Linked DNA regions of Homo sapiens: region 1 is linked to region 2. A link is an interaction called in ENCODE POLR2A ChIA-PET data of the cell type or tissue named here. Cell type or tissue: CD4-positive, alpha-beta T cell. All regions are shown on one strand. Links, peaks and the distances in the headings refer to the core of each region. The heading gives the core; the rest is flanking DNA.

What was found. ChIA-PET counts read pairs that join two places held together with the same protein. Peaks named below come from ENCODE experiments on the same cell type or tissue, not always from the same donor. Only the 100,000 strongest peaks of a DNase experiment are listed, where the experiment ranks them.
Region 1: POLR2A ChIA-PET joins it to region 2 with 5 read pairs; 5 of 35 experiments call an interaction of 5 or more read pairs at or near these places.

What each region holds. Positions count from the first base shown.
Region 1 is chr9:71,810,378-71,814,775 of GRCh38, reverse strand. No RefSeq gene overlaps it. Among named protein-coding and RNA genes, the nearest start is that of CEMIP2, 44 kb to the right of the region's middle. In CD4-positive, alpha-beta T cell, for the core only: no CTCF peak of the experiment used is centred there; no DNase peak of the experiment used is centred there.
Region 2 is chr9:71,746,600-71,750,997 of GRCh38, reverse strand. It overlaps CEMIP2 (cell migration inducing hyaluronidase 2), which reads left to right. Exons shown (of 24, transcript NM_013390.3): 2 at 613-955. The coding sequence starts at 625. Among named protein-coding and RNA genes, the nearest start is that of CEMIP2, 20 kb to the left of the region's middle. In CD4-positive, alpha-beta T cell, for the core only: no CTCF peak of the experiment used is centred there; no DNase peak of the experiment used is centred there; H3K27ac peaks cover 386 bases.

The sequences.
Region 1 (4,398 bases), core at 68-4,067, 64 kb before region 2:
TCTGTTAAGTTTACTCTCATTTCTGACCATTCAAGAGTCATAATACATAATACAAGAAAACCGTATTAGGGAGGACTGAAACGTGACTTACGATACTTGGGATGAGTCTTTAATGAGTGAAATTCAGTGCTTTGGTAACACTTAGTAGACATTCAACACATTTTAGTGAATTGCATAATGGATCTCTCTTCTCCAAATATGTGACTACACCATCTTATAGGAACCATTTGTTTTCATTTTTACATTTTTTCCACCAAGCCGTTCTGTCAATTGAATCACATTAAGACCATGGGAGGAGTGTGGCCCACTTACCGGAAAGAGTTTGGAAATAGGCTGGCCTGGGTTCAAGTTCCCACTCCATTTCCTGGCTATGCTGCATCATGCAAGTTGCTCTCTGACTCTCAGCTTTTTCACCTGAAGCGGGGAGAGTCATGACTAATTCACTGGGTTGTTGTGAGGACCAAGTGAATCCTTGGGAACACAGAAAGCACAGGATAAGTGTCAGTTCCCTTTCTCTCTAATCCCTGTGAGTTCCATTTTCTTCTATCTTCTTCTTGTCCTCCAGACACGGGTGTATATCCACAGTCTTGATTTCTGGAAAGGTATCTTTGTCTGATTGGAGGCAGTGAAACAAACTTGGCTTGTACAAACTTTAAATTATTTTTTTCTGATAGCCAAAAGTAGCTAGAAAAAAAAACCAAGATGGAAAAACAGATAAGTGGCATCTATGCACAAGGAGGGAAATTCTGAGCCCATTTGGATCAATCACAATGGATTTTGGGAAGCTGGGGCAAGGGTCAACTGGGCTATTTAGCCAAAATGCCAGATTCTTGGAAAAACTTTGAAATGGCGGTTAAATCTCAGTAAGCAGCAGATAGAAAATTCAAAATAATAGTAATGATTGAAATAATTTCTATATGACTTGCAAGTATGTACAAGCATGTATACTTTCAGTTTCTCAGAAAAGCACAATATATTTCCTAATTAACAGAATATACCAAAAAAAAAAAAAAGCTCGAAAGGGTCCCTGGGGCCTTACTCAGCCTCTTTCAGTCCATGGCTTCCCTATGTAAAATGGGAGGATCAAAGGATTGAAATGGAACTGATTATTTCTAAGGTCCCTTGTTTAATCTAACATTCCAAGATTTTGTGCTTTTTAAAAACTGATATTAAAATTATTTTAAACTTCCTATATTAACAACAGATAATAGGGATTTACTGAGACTTCATTTAATGTAAATGACTCAGGTCATTCATTTCCTACAATAGTCCCAAGAAGTAAGTACCATTATTATTCCCATTTTACAGATGAGGAAACTGAAGCTGAGAGAATTTAAGTAATTTTTTGAAGATCACTCAGTTAAGAAATGGTGGAGCTCAGATTTAACTGGGACTTTCTGAGTCTATAATTCATGCTTTTAACCTAAACCTATACTGTCTCCCAGTATACAGCACACACATTGTTCATCGAAAATGGAATTAACTTTATTGGCAACAGAGAAAATTCAATCTTGAGGAAAACATTATCTTAAATAAATAGTATAGTGGATAATTATACATATTGAAACCAAGAAATTTTCCAATGCTTTGGACAGTGAGTCCTGTGGGTGGCCACAGTGTTTTATTTATCTGGCTCCTTCTTGCCAGACATACTAGGTATTGAGTAAATTTTTATTGACTGAAATCTATATTGCATGACTTCATTATTAATCAGTATAAGGTCTTGAAGGCTGGAAGCAACTTTTATAGCTCATTTCATCTATTGACTCCCTAGCCCACCCCCAATATTTTATAGAAGAAGGAACTGAAAAGAGGGGAGACTGTGAGATGTAACAAGCACCCAGGGCTCCTAATTCACAGTCCAGGCCTCTTTCTACTTTGCTGTCATATGGAATTCTTTGCTTCCTGAAAGACTGTTACTTCCTGACAGTGTATTCACGGTGTTCAAAGCCCAGCTCTGCACTGGTTGAGATACTCAGTCCTTCAGTTTAAGCCCTCTCCATTTTTGTCCATTATCCACCCTCAAAACAGGCTGGGAGCATGGCAGGAAATGCCAGCTGGCATAGCAGAGCACTCCCTTGAGAAAGGACTAATTTTGCCTGGCCTTGGAGAACTTGCTTGCCTTTTTGCAGCTGTGTCTGCACCAATATGTCTGGATGTACAAGAGCCAAGGGGATGTTTCACCATCTGCCGGTTCAGTGGGGAATTGGCCTTTCTGCTATGCTCACAGGGTGTTGGAAGGTTTAGTGGCTCAGGAACAGCCTGCTGAGGCGCTCCTTTTTGGATAGAATGTTACTCACAGAAAGGAAACTGTGCTGAGCTCCAGAGCCAAGGGTGTGCTTGAGGCTTGACAAATGGTTTGCGCACAACTGCAATAGTAAGCGTGCTCTGAACACATTGCAGCACTGATGCGTATTTTCTCTTAAATATACGCCCTTATCCCATTTGGACAATCAACTGAGAAGAGTCTGGCTTAAAAAAAAAAGAAATAACTTTTTCTTAATTACAAAAATAGTACATATTTATTGTAGAATATTTAGAAAGTACAGAAAAATACAGAGAAGGAAATAAATACTCTTCATCATATTACCATTCAGGGAGAATCGTTGTGGCATTTTTGTTATATACTCTTTACAGCTTTAAAAATGATATTTGTGGCTGGGCACAGTGGCTCATGCCTGTAATCCCAGCAATTTGGGAGGCTGAGGCGGGTGGATCACCTGAGGTCAGGAGTTTGAGACCAGCCTGGCCGACATGGTGAAACCTTGTCTCTACTAAAAATAAAAAAAATTGGCCAGGTGTGGTGGCTCACGCCTGTAATCCCAGCACTTTGGCAGGCCAAGACGGGTGGATCACGAGGTCAGGAGATTGAGATTACCCTGGCTAACACAGTGAAACCCCGTCTCTACTAAAAATACAAAAAATTAGCCGGGCGTGTTGGCGGGCGCCTGTAGTCCCAACTAATCGGGAGGCTGAGGCAGGAGAATTGTGTGAACCCGGGAGGCAGAGGCTGGAGTGAGCCAAGATCATGCCATTGCACTCCAGCCTGGGCAAGAGAGAAACTACGTCTCAAAAAAAAAAAAAAAAAAAAAAAAAGATATTTGTATGGATCCTATGTGTTTTTTTGTGTGTGTATGTGTAGATATTCTTTTTTCTTAAAATACATAATAAACATCTTCTCATACCATTAAATCTTATTTTACAATATTTTCAGCAGCCTATACTATTCCATCCTATGCTTTTACCATAATGTAGTTAACCAGTTCCCTCTTGTTGGGTACTTAAATGTTCTTCAGGTTTTTTTGTAATTATAAATAATGCCGTGATCAAAATTCTTTTCCCTAACTCTGATTGTTTTCATAAGCAAATCCTTTTTTTTTCCCAAAGAGGGTCTTGCTATATTGCCCAGGCTGGAGTGCAGTGGCATGATCATAGCTCACTGCATCCTCGACTTCGTGGACTCAAGCAATCCTCTGCCTCAGCCTCTCAAGTAGCTGAGACTACAGGCATAAGCCACTATGCCCAGATACTTTTTTCAGTTTTTATTTTTGTAGAGACAGGATTTCAACATGTTGCTCCAGCTGGTGTCGAACTCCTGGCCCCAAGCAGTCTTCCCACCTCAGCCTCCCAAAGTACTGGGATTATGAGAATGAGCCACCGTTCCCAGCTGTATGCAAGTTCTTAAAAGCAAAATTGTTGAGTCAAAGGTCATGACTATTTTCTACTTGGTATTCACTGCCAAATTGCTTACCAGCGTTATGCCAACTTACATTCCTACCAATGGCATATTAGAGGGCAAATTTCCTAGTGTCCTCACTAATGTGGGGAGTTAGCTTTTAAAATCATTGCCAAGGAGAGAAGTGAAAAATATTAGCATTCAACCTCTACACTTAAATGTAGGTGATTTACCACAAATGTTCTTAATTTATTTTATTTTATTTTGTTTTATTTTATTTTGAGACGGAGTCTCATTCTGTTGCCCTGGCTGGAGTGCAGTGCTATGATCTTGGCTCACTGCAACCTCCGCCTCCTGGGTTCAAGCAATTCTCCTGCATCGGCCCCTGCTAGTAGCTGGGATTACAGGCACCTGCCACCATACCCAGGTAATTTTTGTATTTTTAGTAGAGATGGGGTTTCACCATGTTGGCCAGGCTGGTCTCGAACTCCTGATCTCAGGTGATCTACCAGCCTTGGCCTCCCAAAGTGCTGGGATTACAGGTGTGAGCCACTGCGCCTGGCCAAATGTTCTTAATTTAAACCAAAGTAGGTTGCAAAGAATCACAGACAGTCTCTTTTGTTCCCAGATAAAGACAATCACACTTGAGCTAGTTTTGCACATTTTATTTTTTTTTCCTGTTAATTATACCAAAAACCATGACACCATCCTGCACTCAGTTT
Region 2 (4,398 bases), core at 96-4,095:
AGGTGGAAGAATCACTTGAGCTCCGGAGTTTGAGACCAGCCTAGGCAATATAGCAGGATCCCATCTCTACAAAAAATTTAAAAATTAGCCAATCATCGTGGGATGTACCTGTAGTCCTGGCTACCCGGGAGGCTCAGGCAGGAGGATTGCTTGAGCCCAGGAGTGCGAGACTGTAGTGATCTATGATCATGCCACTGCACTTCAGTCTGGGCAACAGAGTGAGACCCTGTCTCTAAAAAATAGAAATTAAAGGCGAGTTGCGGTGGCTCACACCTGTAATCCCAGCACTTTGGGAGGCTGAGGTGGGTGGATCACCTGAGGTTGGGAGTTCGAGACCAGCCTAACCTACATGGAGAAACATTGTCTCTACTTAAAAAAAAAAAAAAAAATTAGCTGGGCGTGGTGGTGCATGCCTCTAATCCCAGCTACTCGGGAGGCTGAGGCAGGAGAATCACTTGAACCTGGGAGGCAGAGGTGGCGGTGAGCCGAGATCATGCCATTGCACTCCAGTGTGGGCAACAAGAGTGAAACTCCATCTCATAAATAAATAAATAAAAGAAATTAAAAAAGAATTTACACATACTGAAGCTTAATTTTTTTTTCTTTTCACAGTAACAGTGTATCATGTATGCCACTGATTCCAGGGGACACTCCCCTGCTTTCCTCCAACCTCAGAATGGAAATAGTCGTCACCCATCTGGCTATGTTCCAGGGAAGGTTGTCCCATTGCGTCCCCCTCCTCCTCCAAAGAGTCAAGCTTCAGCCAAATTTACCTCCATCAGACGAGAAGACCGGGCAACCTTCGCATTCTCACCTGAAGAACAGCAAGCCCAGAGAGAAAGTCAAAAGCAAAAGAGACACAAAAATACTTTCATTTGTTTTGCTATTACTAGTTTCTCATTTTTTATTGCACTTGCAATCATTTTAGGAATATCCTCAAAATATGCTCCAGATGGTAAGTGTGTGTATATGCACATAGAACATATTCTAGAAGACAAAAGAGGAGGAAATAGTAGAATACTTAAAAAAAAATTTATCTTAAGTTGGCCCTAGCTAACTAATATGTAGTTAGGTAATACGAGGTGTCACTTCTTATGAATGAGAGCAATTGTTCAATAATCTGTTGGAAATGATTAAATGGTTGCTCTTCCTGTCCATTGTGCCACTTTGTTGCAGCACTCAGGGAGGTCTTGGAGTACCTCTTTTGGAAATGCTTTGAGGGCCTTCACTAAATTCTTATGGTAGGTATGATTTTTGGACTGCTGCAATTTTTTTTTTCTTTTTTTCTTTTTTTGAGGCAGTCTTGCTCTGTTGTCCTGGCTGGAGTGCAGTGGTGTGTTCTTGGCTCACTGTAACCTCCGCCCCCTGGGTTCAAATGATTCTCATGCCTCAGCCTCCTGAGTAGCTGGGACTACAGGCAAGTGCCACCACATCTGGCTAATTTTTGTATTTTTAGTAGAGACAGGGTTTCACCATGTTGGCCAGGCTGGTCTCGAACTCCTGACCTCAGGTGATCTGCCTGTCTTGGCCTCCCAAAGTGCTGGGATTACAGGTGTGAGCCACCATGCCCGGCCGCAAGTTTTTTTTTTTTTAGTCATACGTATAGTGAACTATATTAGATTTTTTTGTTTAAGTAAGTGACTAAAAATAATAATATTTGTGTTTGTGGCTTGAAATGGGCTTGGGAAGCAGTTCCAAAGGAAAAGTTTCAAATATTTTTGAGTAACAATATATATCCTGGAAGGGAAGCATCCTTTAGGATATATAAGTTCTGACACCTTTGTCTAAAAATCAGTCATTACTTCATAGTTAAATATTATGCAGGGAGATTTTAATTTCTTAAATGGTATTTTCTTTTCAAGTTAATGATATATCAATATTTTGAAAAGTTTTGAAGAAGATGGTTGCAAGTCAGCCTTATTGGAATACCAACAAAGAATTGCCTCATAAAAGAATACCATCCATCTGTCTAAAATCAAAGGACTCGGGGCTGTGAAGAGAGAAGACTCTAACAGCCTGGACTGGGTACCATATTTGTCTACAACAGATTTTTGTCAAGTTAAATGCTTCCTTAAGTGGCTGTAACAGTTCAGAGGCATTTTACTACTTATAAGACTTACAAATACTTTATTATTTAGTTTTCTTGGGTGCTTTCAAGGGATTTTTAAAATTTTAAGGTTCTGGGAGAGGTAGTGCTAGTACTTCTAAGAAAATAAACCTCAAATGAGAGAGACATGCACATTAATATCCTTATGGACCAAACAAGTAGACCACATTATGAACTTATAACATTGATTTCCATTGCATGCGGTATGACTTCCTCTCTCCTTTTCCCAGCAGAATAACCAAGTTCTCTGTGCTGATTCATAATAACCAAGTTCACTGTGCTGATTCATACTTCCCAACTCTTCTGCAGTAAAGGGATGCTAGACCAGTGGGAAATCAGAGCTGAAGTCTATGGCTTTGATTGGTGTTTTCATATTCCATCTAAAACAGGGCATTGCTGATATGGTTCCTTGAACCAACATTCTTTAGTTTCACATTTTGGCAGTGTAAAGTGCAGATCATCAGTGGAAAGATCTGGTATGCTGAAATATTTCAGGGTCAGCTTGACTGTGGTTATTGCTGTTACATAACTTTGATAATATACTCACTGCTCTTCAAGTGGGTAGCTGGGAAGGTGGGGTTGGCTGAGCTACTTTTCAGTGCTTTGTACAGACTACACATTTTCTCATTAAGTGCATTTTACTGGAAGGAAACAGACTGGAATTTTTGGTGATGGTTCTAATGAACCATGCTCTCCTGGGAAATAATTAAAAACAATTAAGAGAAATTATATAATCATTGAAGTAGGCTCCAGATCTCAAAAGACTGGATTTCCTTCTTTATAGCTGGGTACAGTGCTTGTTATAAAACTATGGAGAATTTCAGCTAGATGTTGTATGGGAAGAGGGAGGTAGAAAAGTTAAGGAATCCTCATTATTAAGGCAAAACAAATTTAAGAGTTTTTTTGTTTCTTTGATGGGAAGAAAAGCTTAAAGATTGTTTTTAGTATAATAGTGATACTCATTGACTTATCAGAAGCATTAAATATCAACAGTTATGATACTGCTGTGAGAAAAACTAATTCCATGAAATAATTGCCAAGGATATAACTGGTGAGGCTAATTGTAGCTGTGGTTAATAAGAGAAAGCATAAACCTAGGGCATTGTGAGAGCTCAGAAACAGGAAGATGTTTGCATTAGTGTTATGCAAGTTCAAAATGAGGAATCATTTTTTTTTCTGTATAGAACAATATGTTTGTGTAGCACCCTACCTCTCTACTTTTTCTCTTGTTATTCCTAAACATGTACCTGCCACCTTAATGAAAGGAATTTCTTCCTATGGTTTTTCAAGCATATCTTGCTTATTCTTACCTTAGCTGAGTTTAAATAAAGCCACCTTGGAATTCTGAACAACCAAATGGACTACTTGGATCTCAAGGGATAATTGCATTACTAGTGTTCTCATGATCCTCTTATTTAAATACTGCCCATCCTTTGGTGTCCAGCTCTCAAGTCACCTGTTCATGAAGCTGCCTCAGTTACTCCAGCCCCATGCCTCCTTTGCCTGAGGTCTTTTGAACCTCGACTGACTACCATATTGTTCAGTGTTTCATTATTTCATACTTGGTGTTTTTTCCCTCCAAAGCTTGCATATAAACTCTGAGGAAATGTGAGCTGATTCTATGCTTTATAAATTTTAAAATATCTGGTACAGAGTGGATAAATTGATGCTCCACAAATACTTGGCCATAGGTTGATCAAAATTGAAGGCGTGATTTTTTTTCTCCCCTCTTCAAAATTATGGCGGACCTTAAAGTTTTCATACATTAAATAGCTATGGCTATTTTAATTAAATACTGTTATATTTTTGTTATTATAATACCTATTCAAGAGGCAAGTTCTAATTCCAGTAAAGGAACACTACAAGTCAATAATCTCATTTTCTAAAAGGGGAAACTTGCGTATCACTCAGCTTGCTAAGTAATCTTTGGTTTCTCTAACCTGTAATTTCCTCATCTCTGAAAATGAGAAGTTATGTCTTTAGCCACTTGCCTCTTTCATTTTGTTGGGAGAGTGCACATGGCTGAAGATAGTGATGTTTCTCAGTCTTGGAGAGAGGTGCTATCAGTACTTACTTCATCATTCACTGTGTGCAAGAAGGAACTTGTGAAGACCTGATCAATGTATTATTTAGCAATTTTCATTTTTGATTTACCAGGATGTTGTGAACACATTTCTTTTCTAAAACAGCTTTCTAGTGTGAATCCCAAGAGAATGTATAATTTTGCCTCTTACTATTGGTTTATTTCCAGAGTAGATGATTCAGGGAAACTTTTTTTTTTTTTTTTTTTT